Linked DNA regions of Mus musculus: region 2 is linked to region 1. Evidence: chromatin contacts called from ENCODE POLR2A ChIA-PET data. All regions are on one chromosome and are shown on one strand. The core of a region is the stretch at or near the end of the contact, and the rest is flanking DNA. Distances in the headings are between cores, read along the strand shown.

Region 1 (6,063 bases), core at 2,344-4,843:
TGCACTGTGGCACACAGCAGTCATGTTCTACTGTGCGGGGCTCAGGGACGAAACTCACCTCACGGGACCTTCCTTGAACCCTGGGGTTAGAAGGGTAAAAGTGTGAAACTTCCCTTCAGTGGATCTCCTCAGCCCAGACTCCCTGACCCTGGACTAAACTGTCCAGTAGAGATTTGGGAAACGAGGAAGGGATCCTTATACAACACCATGCATATACAACTTTAAAAAAAGAGTTTTGTTGTTGTTGTTTTGAGTCTCTGTAGCCCTGGCTGGTCTGGATCTTCCCAGGTAGACCAGCCTGGTCTCAAACTCTCAGAAATCTGCCTACCTCTGCCTCCCAAGTCTGGGATTAAAGGTGTGCGCCATCACGCCTGGTGCATGCCTATAATCTCAGCACTTGGGAGGCAGAGGCAGGCAGATTTCTGAGTTCGAGGCCAGCCTGGTCTACAGAGTTCTAGGACAGCCAGGACTACACAGAGAAACCCTGTCTTGAAAACAAAGAAACAAACAAAAATTTATAATTCACACACAAGCAGGAGGGTGTGGTGGCCCAGGCTAGTCAGGTCATGTTTCTGAGAGGTTAAGACAGGAGGGTCTCAGCCTTTAAGGTTCCTTCCTAGATCCCCAGTAACCATGACAACAGGGGCTCAGCAGTTCTGAAGTCCTGGGCTCCATCCCCAGCAAGGCAAACAAACAAGAAATAACAACCTGTAGACGATTTCCTTTGGTGGAGACACTGGCCTTGTTTCCCTTTTATAGAGGAATAAACTGAGGCTTGTGTCTATCTTCCTTGTATTGTTCTGAGAGTTTCACTTGGCCCTGGCTCTGAGGGCCCCTCTTCCCTGCCTCCATCTCCTCCTACAGGGGAGTATCACTTTCCCTGGTAACAAGCAGGCTAGTGTGCCTCTCAGACAAAGGCCAGGTGAGCTGTCCCTCCTCACCTCAATCATTCATGAGCAGCAGCTGGCAAGGCTGAGGTGGGCGCTGGGCAGGCTGGAGACAAAGTCAGGCCAACCATGTGGAAGAGCTAAACAATGCAGTGTCTTCCCCAACAGGTGTTCTGCAGAGACAGGGAGGCAGTAAAAATGACTGCTCACTAAACCATGGTTCTCTCCCAAAAGCCAGCCCACTTGAGGACATTTGGGGTGCAGGCTTCCTAAGCCATTCGCAACCTTGAGATGGGTTACTGTGACCAGCGATGGTTGGGGCCCTGGGCGTGATCAGTGAGCAGCAAACACGGGTCTAGTTGGGCGGGGTGGGAGTGAGCTCCAGCCCTAGCACCACAAAGGTTCTTTGTAGATGCAGTTCAGGGTCCCGAAACTGAAATTATCCAGGCCGGATTTAGTAGGAGACAGTCTGAAGACAGAAGCACACACAGGGACTCTGTCACAAGTCCCGGACACTTGGAGCTCCAGAATCTGGGAGACAGAAAAGGCACTTCCTGTGCAAAGCCCGGCCTCAGACTTCTGGGCTCCAGATGCAAGGCTCACATCTGTGACGTTAGAGGCAGTCCATTGTGGGCGCTGCATCACAGCAGCAACACAGAACATTAATCGTTTTTAAAATATGCTCTGGCAGCTTTGAAAAAGGAAGCCAGGATCTCCTGTGTGCTGGGCCAGTGTCCTAATGCTGAGCCATACTCCCAGCCCCTAACTGAGGCATTCTAGGCTGGGGCTCCACCCCTGAGCTACACTCAACTCATTGGGGAATTCTAGGCTGGGGTTCCACCCCGGAGACACACCCCTAGGCCCTCTTTGGGGGGTTCAAAGCAGAGGTTCCCCCTCCCCCTGCCCTCTTTACTATGTTGACCAACCTGGTCTTGAACTCACTCTGGCTAGGCATAGAGGCACAGACCTGTCATTTCACCACAGGATTCGGAAACAGGACAATCACTGCTGGCCAGTCTGAGATATGAATTCCAGGACAATCTGGGTCACAAAGTTGAGAATTTGTCTCAAAAACAATTCTAGCTGGGCATGGTGGCACACACCTTTGATTCCAGCACTCAGGAAGCAGGGGCAGTGGATCTATGTGAGGCCAGCCTCAGGCTGGGTCTCTGCAGCGCAGGGGTTGGGATTCGGAATTAAATGTTCCCCACTGGGTAATGGAGGTCTGATTCGGATCAGGAAGCAGATAAGGAATTGAAGGTGAACAAGACCATTCAGTGGTTCCGGGAAGCAAGGCGTGGTGGGGCTGGCCATTAACTCAGGAGGCAGATCTCTGGGCCTTAGAGGCCAGCAGGAGTTCGGTATAGCCAGGGCTACACACAAACCGTTTTCATAAGAAAGGTTCTGGGAGGTCTCTGAAATGGCTTTCAACAAACTCTGCTAGTGTAGACCTGTGCTTCTTGGACATGAGCAGCCTCCAACTTCACTGGCAGCCACCCGTGCAGGTTAGCTTCTGAGGGTGGGGCTCCTGCTTGGCACCAGCCACCCAGAGAACAAAAACTGGCAGCCAACCTTATCCCTGATGGTCCAGCCAGGACCTGATGGGAGTCCCAGAGGGCTCAAATCCTATGCCTTGTTGTGTGTGTGTATGTGTTTTCTAAATCCGCGAGACGGTCCTGATTAGTGATTCTGGGCCTTCAAGCTAGCTGCTGTGCCGGCTGGCTGGGGCCTGAAAGACCTCACTCCCAGCGCGGCCTCCATGGAAATCGGCAGCCGCCCCTAATCCAGGCTGGAATCCTCTGGCACCAAGCCCGCGTTGGGGCTCCAAGGCTGTTGGGCCCCTGGCCAGATCTGCAAGGAAACCAGTATAGCCGCCAGCCCCTTTGCCCCGCCTCCCACGAGCCCTGTATTACAGAAAAGGGAGGCCAGTGCTCTGGGCTCACCTCCCGTGCAGGGCGGAGGAGAAACTTTTCCCCCTTGCCTGGCTTTTTTTTTTTTTTTAGCAGATAACCAGGCAGACAAGAATCCGGATAGTTTGTGCCTTTGGGAGTCCTACCAAAGGATCTGTTTTATAGCCTGCACTAGGCCTTGGAGAACCCGTCTTGCTTTGTGATACCCCAGGACTGGAAGGCAGAATCCTGGCTGCTGGGGTGAAGGTACAAGAGGGCGGAGTTTCGTCCCTCCAGTGGATTCTGCGGCTGCTGAGTTTGTAGCCTCGTTTCCCCAGCTTTAGGCAGAACCAGCCACACTGCGGCTCCTTTCCTCGGTTTCCCCATCCCTGCGACACAGATGGAGCTTGGCTGCTGTGGGTAGACAAAAGACGGAAAGAGATGATTCACAATCTAGTCGCGACTGCGTCTATGAAGCACGTGGCCTCCACCTCGTTGCGATCTAGTCCAGGAGAAACTCGGTTGAAAGGCCAAATTCTGGCCACGTGACCACAAGCAAGCTAGGGCAATACGGGGTTTTCTGCCCGCTTCTAAGATGGCGAAGCAGCTTGCTTTACTCTCACGTTGGAGGCTAACGGCTTCCAGTGCCTGCTTGCAATATGGAGGCAACCTCCAGAATGCACGCTTCTCTGCGTCTGACCCGCCACGTACCCACTCTCAAGATGGCGTCCCACGGGTCGAACAAAGGCTCGCTCATTGGCTCAGATGGTATCACGTGCGTCTACTCATTCACTCCCTCCCCCTCCCCCACCGGCCGTTTCCGTCTTCCGTCTTGACTGACGGCCGTCCCGCCCAACAGCTGTCTGCTGTCTGGATGCGTTTCGCCCTTGGAGTAACCTTTTGACCAATAGAAGGCCCTGGCGGGGGCAGGCGGGGTTGACCACGCCCACAGACCGCAGCGGGAACCAATGAGGATCGCGCGCGGGGGACGTGTGCGGGCGTCTCCGCCATCTTGTGAGTCTATAACTCGGAGCCGTTGGGTCGGTTTCTGCTATTCCTGCGCCTCCGCTCCGTTCCCCGCGGGTCTCTTCCGTGTGCCATGGACGGGTAAGTCCTGCCGCGCCCCTCGCACGCCGCTCCGCTCACCACTCCGTCCCAGCCATCGCTGCCGCGCGCGTGGACTTTTGGCCCCCGCCGATCCCTCTAACCGCTGCAATGGGCGCGTGCGTGTGGCCTCGTTCCGCGTGGCGCGCTCGGAATCCCGGGCGTCTGAGGCCCTTAAGGAAGCCGGTTGGCTTAGGGCGACCGCACCCAGCTTTCGGCTCCCCTTAAGCCCCTCGCCCAGCGCACTTCCGGTGCCCGCGCGGTTCATCCGGAGGAACCCAGCGCCCCCCTCCCGCCCTCCGCGTGCACGCGCGCTCCCTCCGGTGAGACGCGCTCACTCGGAGCGGCTCGGCCGCTGCGATCCTTCCCGCCTGCCGTGCTCCAATCCGGCCGGCTCGCCCTGTGCCCCGAGCAATGTCGCTTCGCACGCCGCATGCGACCCCGGGTGCGCGCGCGTAGTAGGGCGCGCGCCCTGGTGCGGGCACGCGCGCGGACCTGTGCCGAACGCGCCCGCCCTTCCCGCCTGGGGGGAGGTGTCCGGAGGAGGCCTCCAGGGCCCCCCATTGGAGGGGCGGGTGGGCCAGAGTGAGGTTCAGTTCGGTCTCCGGTGTGGGCGCCGGCCTGGCATCCGTATCTCCCACATGCTTCCCGGATGCCCCCTCCACTGGCAACTTTTTGTAGTTTTCGGTTTGTTTTGGAGACCGGATCTCATTGTAGGCTGGTCTGAAAGATCTGCTTGCGCTTGCCTCTGCTTGCGTAGTGATGGGACTAAAGGCCTGCGTCACCAGGCCCCGACTTTTTTGTTGAAACTTTTTGTTTGGCTTTTGGATAAGGACTGGCCTTGAATTCCTGATTTTCCCCACCTTAACCTCCCTAGTGCTTTGAGTCACCAGGCTTAGTAAGCGGCTTTCCTTTTAACACGATTCTGAAAAGTAGTTTGGCCTAGCTTCAAGCTGAGTACCTATGGCAGTCCTCCTGCCTCAGCCTTCTAAGTGCTGAGATGACAGACAGGAGTCTCCAGTTGCCTCCTTTGAGCAACTTACCGAGGATCTTTGAGCGGGGTGTGGTGGTGCACACCTTTAATCCTGCCAGAGATAGGCAGATCGAAGTGAGTTCTAGAAGGGAGTGCAGAGAAATGTCGCAAAAGATTCTTTGAAAACAGTAAACCAAGCAGAGGGTTACACATACCCCAGCCACCACTTCTGGTGGAATCCCTTCACGAGGCAGACCCCTGAGAGCCATTTGGTAACCTGCCAGCTGTGGTAGGCTTGCTGCTGCCTGTAAGCAGGCTAGGTGTGAGGCGGCAGGGTGCAGTCACGAGGGGCTGGGGTTGATCAGTAACCTAGGGTGTATCCCGGCAGCTCTGTTGGTTTGTAAATGGTAACAAGGCCACTTTGCCTGCCATCAGCAGTGTGGCCCTGGAGGAGCTCCCAGCCCCCATCAGGAAGCACTGTCTTGGGCTGCTCCTTACCTATATTTCAGGCTCCCTGGCGTTGTAGGATGCTCAGGAGTTGAGTTTTGACCCAGGTCACTGGTATGCTTTATAAAAACTGGGCTTTTTTTCTTTCCTTTTCTTTTTTTTTTTTTCCTGTACTAAAACTGGATTTAATGTGTTGAAAGGCAGGGTCTGGGTCCTGTGTGGAAGAAGGGAGGGTCTTCAAGGACAATGATGGCCCTCTTTCAAGTTGAGACTCAATGGATGGCTCACTTCCCTGCCTTTCTAAGCCGGACTGGCAGAGGGCCCTACAGGCCACACAGTGCTGATGTCTACTTTTCTCTCCACAGCATCGTCCCAGACATAGCAGTCGGTACAAAGGTAGGTGTCTCTAGCTTGGCATTGTACCCCATTGTAGTCAGAGTAAAGGCTTGCTTATTGCAGAGGAGCCTGCCTTAGTCCAGGGTCTACAAAGACTCGGAGGCGGAAGATAGCATGGATGCATGTAGACCTGCCGTCCAAGAGTTTTGAGGGCTTAGGACCCTTTTGTGGGTCTGGTGATTCTGTCTTTGTGCTGGCCTCTTTCTGGCTGGCTTTGCCTTGTCCTGCCCTGCTGCCTTCATCTAAGCAGTGAGTTCAGGCCTGTGGACACTCCATTTGGTGTTTCCTCTGTGGGTTTGGTTTGAAAGGCTGTGGCATGTTCTAAGGTGAGACTGAGTTACCACCCATTTGGTGTTGTTTTCCTGTG
Region 2 (6,063 bases), core at 1,138-3,637, 410 kb after region 1:
AGCTGCCTCATGGGCTGGTGGGAAAGCTGTCCTGCTTGCCCTGGTACTGGAGGGCATCTGTCCCCAAGACAGGCACAGCCCCACAGGTAGAGTACAGTGAGCAGGGCTGTACAGAGCACTGAGGAGCCACCAGAGGCTAGGACTAGTGGGGGCCTTCCTGACTTCAGAATGGAAAATCACAACCCTGACCGGACCTCTTGAGAGCTCTGGCCCCCTAGGCCAGCGAGCAGAGGGCCTCCCCCATGCCATGGCCTGAGGAAGGCCACTGCCAAGCTTCGGGGTAAGGTCTTCCTCACCTGCTCTCAGGCAGCATACCTCAAACATGGTGGTGATGTCTGTGTATTTGGACTTCATGAGCTCCCCCCAGGACGTGAGGTTGCAGTAGGTGAGGACGCCCCCGGTCTTCAGCAAGCGGAAGGCATGATTCTGCAGAGAGGCCAGTGGACAGGAAGGGGTAGGACCATGGGAAGAGAGCTGCTGGTCTGTAAATGTCACATGCCCTGCCCACCTGACCTTCCAAGGCCCACCGTCCCTGGCCCCCTGCAGTCCTACCTTAATAAAGTTGAACTGGTGAGTGTGCCAGGCCTCTTCAGACAGCGGGTACGTGTCATATAGAATCCCTGCAGTTTGAACACATACCAGTCAGCGCTGGCACAGCCTTGCCCAACCTCATCTGAGCCATCCCATGGCCTTGGACGCTAACCCAGCCCATACAGCTGCCCTTCCCACGGATGTGTCCCCAGTGCACATTGGAGGTGTGTTTGTTGGGATGGGGGACAACTTGTAGGCATCCATTCTCTCCTTACACCACGTACATCCTGGGGGTCAAACTTTGGTCATCCTTTTGATGGCAAGCTCCACCAGGCTGAAGAGGGTATGGTAGTGTAAAAGCAGGCACAGGCTGCCAAGTAGTACCCAGACGCTAGCGGGTTCCCCAGAGCTCAACCCCTTTGCCAGGCTCCCAGAGTTCCCTCACCATCAAAGTGACCGTCAGGCAGGGTAGGTGCCACCTCCTCCCACAGGCCTTTCAAGGGAACAACCTTGGAGAGGAGAGGGTCAAAAGAGGTTGAGGGTCACATGGGACCCCATGATCTCCCAGCCCTGAGGGTTACTCCCAGTCTGCACCCCAGCGGCAGAAGGTACCTTATGTGGCTGCCGCAGGGCCCAGTCTTGTAGACGCTGGAAGACCCCATCATTGCACTCAATAATCCAGTGTTCCTCTATGGGGGCCTGTTGCACCCTGGAGGCTGCAATGGCCATACCGAAGCCCACTTCCAAGACCCGGCCCCCTAGGAGGACAAAACATGACAGCTGGTTTGGGTGGGGGAGGGGGACTTAGATGTGAGGCCTGGCTCACACTTGCCTCAAGGCCAGCCAGCCAGCCAGCCAGCAGGACCATGTGGGTGGACAGAACAAAGTAACAGCAGAGTGTGGGCTCGGGCCAGCTGCCAATCAGAGCGGCTAGCCTGGGAGCCCAGGGCCTGGCCCCAGGGATCCCTGGACTCTGAGCCCCTGCCCACGCGATTTGTGCTCTAATCTGTGAGAAAGGGCCAAGCCTGGCTTGGAGGCTCTACACCTGCAGCCCCTCCACGTTTCATTCTGCACCTAATACCAAGTCCTCATTTGCCTTGGGTGAACTTTGAAGTCCACTCACTCACTGCCCATCTGCCCTGTTTGAAGCTGGGGTGCCTCAGACACCACCCCTTGTACAGAAGTTCAGGGCCACAGCACCGGGACAGCTGCCTCTCTGCTCAGTTTTCCCAAGCTATTCTTAGCAACAGCCCCTGGAGACTCGGAGGTTCCCGACAAGCACAAGCCTCACGCCCCTCTGCTCTTTCTCGCTCTTTCTATTAAGTTCCACTCGACTGTGGTCCGAAGACCCAGCCCCGGGAAGTAGAAATCTTCCCTGGGAGAGGAAGTTCCAGTTCGGAGCCGGGACCTCTTTCCTGCGTCCACTTTTTGCAAATACCCTTCCCTTCCCGACCAAGGTAGCCCCAAGGCAGCTCAGTGCCTCAGGCAAGGAAACTGAGACTTGCAACATGCATGGGAGCTCCTGCTCTTTTAAGCTGCAGCCTCAGTTTCCTCTGGCAGAGTACCTCTGGAGGCAGCAGCCGCCGCTAGCGCATGCATATAGGGGGTCTCCCAACGCTCCATCACTGGCTTGCCCAGGATTTGCAGGTGCGTGTCAGACGCGTCATAGGCCGCGGGGGCCGCGCGCCACGCGGGGCCGCAGTCCTCGCCGGGCGCGAAGAGCGGGCTAGCTGCAGAAGAGCTCATGGTGAGGCTGTGCAAACCAGGCCGGGAGCGCAGGGCTGCGGAGCCGCGGGGCCGGTGGAGGCGGAGTGGGGCGGTGCCTCTGCACAGAGATTAGCCTTGCACTCAAGTGGGTGGGAGCCTGAGGCGGGGGCGGGGCCTATGCGCCCTAAAGAACTCCGTGGCTGAGCCGTGTGGGCGGGGCCTACTCGCTGGGGCGGGGCTTTTCTGGGCTAGGGTGGGTCCAGTCATTAGAAGAGGGTTGGCCCTTGCTCTGGGAGGGGGTCCAGCCTGGCACTGGGCTGGGCCTGGGTGGATGGAGCTGAGGGACAGGGTGGAGCGTGCTCACGGTCGGGGCTACTCGCTGGAGCCCAAAGTAAAGTTCTGAGGGGCGGATCTACGGAATGGGATAGGTCCTGCACTGGTGGGCTGGGGAGGAGTCCAATCTTTTGCTATGGATGGGGCCAGAGCTGTGGGTTGGGACAGAATCCAGACTTCTATGAGGAATGCAGGCAGGAGCCATACAGGATGGAGCCTGTATGGTAGGACAGAGTCCAGCCTTCTGCTAGGGGCGGGGCCGGAGCAATGGGGTGGGGTCACCATTCTGCTAAGTATGAGAGACGAAACTAAGGAACGGGGCCAGCCGGCTGAGACCGTGGTGTCCAGCCTTCTGCTACGGATGAGGACAGAGCCATGGGGTAGGTGTTTATGGGATAGGATGAAATCCAAGCGTTCTGCTACTGGCGAAGCCTAGTCTTCTTTCACGGGTGGGGCCCAGCCTGGTAGAGGCAAAACAGGATCCGGGGCCTAGCTTTCCGCTAGAGCTGAGGCTGGCGCCAAGGAGGCGGGGCCTGAGGATAGGGTAATTGTGGAGTCCAGCTGAGTCCATCCTTTTACTATGAATGGGGCGGAGCCTGCGGACCTGGGCGGGGCCAAGTTATCTAGGCAGGAAGTTGGAGCCATGAGGGGTGAAGTGCCTGCGGTGCAAGGAGGGACGTTTAGAGACTACCAGTGGTCCCAGTGCCATGGAGAGTACCATATGCTGGCACGTGCACTGTTGTGGCTTCTGGAGGGGCGGGGCAAGCTCCCTGGCACCACATTTGGAATGAGGCTTGACTTTCTGCATTTGCCTGGCTGGCTCGCAAGGGTACTGGATTTACTGTTTGAAGAGGCTGTGAAACTTCCTGATCTCAGCGTGTCGTCCACGATGCTCCTCTAAGTTGATTCTTTTTTTTTTTTTTTTTTAGGTTTTTCGAGATAGGGTTTCTCTGTGTAGCCCTGGCTGTCCTGGAACTCACGCTGTAGACCAGGCTGGCCTCGAACTCAGAACTCCACCTGCCTCTGCCTCCCCAGTGCCGGGATTAAAGGCGTGCGCCACCAGGCCCGGCCCAAGTTGATTTTTTTATTTCTATTTATCCGTTTATTTAGAGACAGGAGCTCCTGACTGGCCTGGAGCTTGCTATTGAGAACAAGTTGGCCGCGAACTCACAGATTTCTGCCTGATTCTACCTCTGAACTGCTGGGATTTAAAGGCGTATGCCACCATGCCTGGCTGAATGCCTCAAGTTTAGACATTCATTGGCCTGGTGAGGTCCAAGAAGCCGGCCCTCTCTCAGCTGCTCTAATCCATACCTGTCATTCAGCAGCTCTAGCTTACTACTGGGTCACTTGGACATGTTAGGTGTAGCGATCTGATGATTTTTCTAAGAACTGCTGGAAAAGCAGTGACACTCTTAATCCTTAGAAGATGTTACAGCAATAACTGTTGGTGCCCTCATTTTACAGGTGGGGAAAACTGCTAAAAACAGGAGTGGAGACCAGGGCTCCAATTTAGAACCGCAACAGTTAGCACTTTTGGGAGTTTTGGTTTGTTTTTTTATTTATTTTATTTTTTGGTTTGTCGAGACAGGGTTTCTCTTTATAGCTCTGGCTGTCCTGGAGCTCACTTTGTAGACCAGGCTGGCCTCAAACTCAGAAACCCACCTGCCTCTGCCTCCCGAGTGCTGGGATTAAAGGCCTGCGCCACCACGCCCCGCTGTTTTTTATTTTTTAATGTACTTGGTGTCTCATCCCTGTGCACCACCTGAGGCGCAGTCACTGGCATTGTGATTTCCCACTTGGGTCCTGACAATCAAACTTTGGTCTTCTGGAAGAAACAGGTTCTCATGTAGCCCAAGATAGCTTCAAACTCTCACACAGCTAAGGATGACCTCGAATTCCAGATCCTGCCTCCTCCACCTCTCCAGTGCCAGGATCAACAATGTGTACTGCTATGCCCGGTTTCTGCAGCTCATGAAGGGTCTTGGGCATTGTGCCTGCCAGGAGAGCACTTCCCCCACTGAATTCTAGGTCCACTGCGCCACTCCTCTGAGTGGCCTTCTGATGATCTCATGTGGTCTAATTAAAGCAGAAAATGGGTAGCTTTGTCATCTCAGCACTCCAGAGTCAGCGACAGCAAGATCTCTATGAGTTCCAGGACAATTGGGGCTACATAGGAAGACTCTGTCTCCAAACAAAAGCTTTGGACTGTTTTTTATAATCTGAGCTGTTATACCCAGCACAGAAATGAATTGTTGCTTGTTATACTTTGCTGTTATTATATTATGTTCTACTGACATAGAGACTAGGACCCAGGTCACTCTCAAATTCAAAGTCGTCGTCTTCTTCTTCTTCTTCTTCTTCTTCTTCTTCTTCTTCTTCTTCTTCTTCTTCTTCTTCTTCTTCTTCTTCTCCTCCTCCTTCTTCTCCTCCTCCTTCTCCTCCTCCTTTTCCTCCTCCTCCTTCTCTTCTTTTTCTTCTTCTCCTTCTCCTTCTCCTTTTAGACAGGGTTTCTCTGTGTAGTCCTGGCTGTCCTGGAACTCACTCTGTATATTAGCTGTACTTAATTCACAGAGATCAGCCTGTCTCTGCCTCCCAAGTGCTGGGTTTAAAAGTGTGCACCAATACTGCCCTGCTTCAGGCTTTGTTTGTTTGCTTGTATGTATGTTTTGGTTTTTGTTTGAGAAAGTCTTGTGTACCTCAGCTGGCTTCTAGTTCACTATATAGCTGACCAAGGGAGGCTGACCTTGAATTCCCAGTCTTCCTCTCCAACCTGAGCGCTGGGATGACAGGTTTGCACTGCCATGACTGTTTTAAGTAGTCTGGGGATGGAACCCAGCTCTTTAGCCTAGAAAGATGCTCAACAAACTGAGCCATTACATCGTTTTATTCACTTACTTATTATGTTGTTGTTGTTGTTGTTGTTGTTGTTATTATTATTATTATTATTATTATTATTATTGTTTGTTTTGTTTTCTCGAGACAGGGTTTCTCTGTGTAGCCCTGCCTGTCCTGGGACTCACTCTGTAGACCAGGCTGGCCTTGAACTCAGAAATCCACCTGCCTCTGCCTCCCAAATGCTGGGTTTAAAGGTGTGCGCCACCACTGCCCAGCTTTATATACCTTTTTGAGACAGGGAACTGGTTATGAGAGGAAAGGCAGATTATCCAAGTGAGAAGTCAGCTGCAGACAATAGATAGTAGTAAGAGTGTGGCTGTCCATGTTAGTGGTACTAGGGACAATGTTTTTTTGTTTTTACTTTTTCTTAGTAACTATTGAACTTGGTTAATTTTTACTTTGAACCCAATCGAGCCTTAACTGAATGACCTTGGACAGGTGAGTCAGCCTTTGTGACCCAGTGTATCATCTGCGAAAAAGGAAGAGCGGGAGGTGACACAGTTCAGAGCATGAACGTGCAGCCTGCTTTATGCACCGGCCTCTGAGGGGCATCTTAGACTTTTTCCCCTCGCAAGCCCCCACGCAAGACCAAGA

Evidence for each region. ChIA-PET counts read pairs that join two places held with the same protein, here RNA polymerase II (POLR2A).
Region 2: POLR2A ChIA-PET joins it to region 1 with 17 read pairs in embryonic stem cell. The contact joins the promoter of Gamt here to the promoter of Ptbp1 in region 1. POLR2A ChIA-PET finds 5 or more read pairs at or near these places in 3 of 5 experiments (Patski and embryonic stem cell).

What each region holds. Positions count from the first base shown.
Region 1 is chr10:79,850,839-79,856,901 of GRCm38, forward strand. Ptbp1 (polypyrimidine tract binding protein 1) reads left to right here and starts at 3,594. Exons shown (of 14, transcript NM_001077363.2): 1 at 3,594-3,883; 2 at 5,666-5,696. The coding sequence starts at 3,876. It overlaps E130317F20Rik (RIKEN cDNA E130317F20 gene), which reads right to left and starts at 4,133. Exons shown (of 1, transcript NR_029447.1): 1 at 539-4,133.
Region 2 is chr10:80,258,625-80,264,687 of GRCm38, forward strand. Gamt (guanidinoacetate methyltransferase) reads right to left here and starts at 2,388. Exons shown (of 6, transcript NM_010255.4): 1 at 2,097-2,388; 2 at 1,144-1,289; 3 at 977-1,040; 4 at 553-620; 5 at 316-426. The coding sequence starts at 2,277. It also overlaps a transcript of Dazap1 not described here.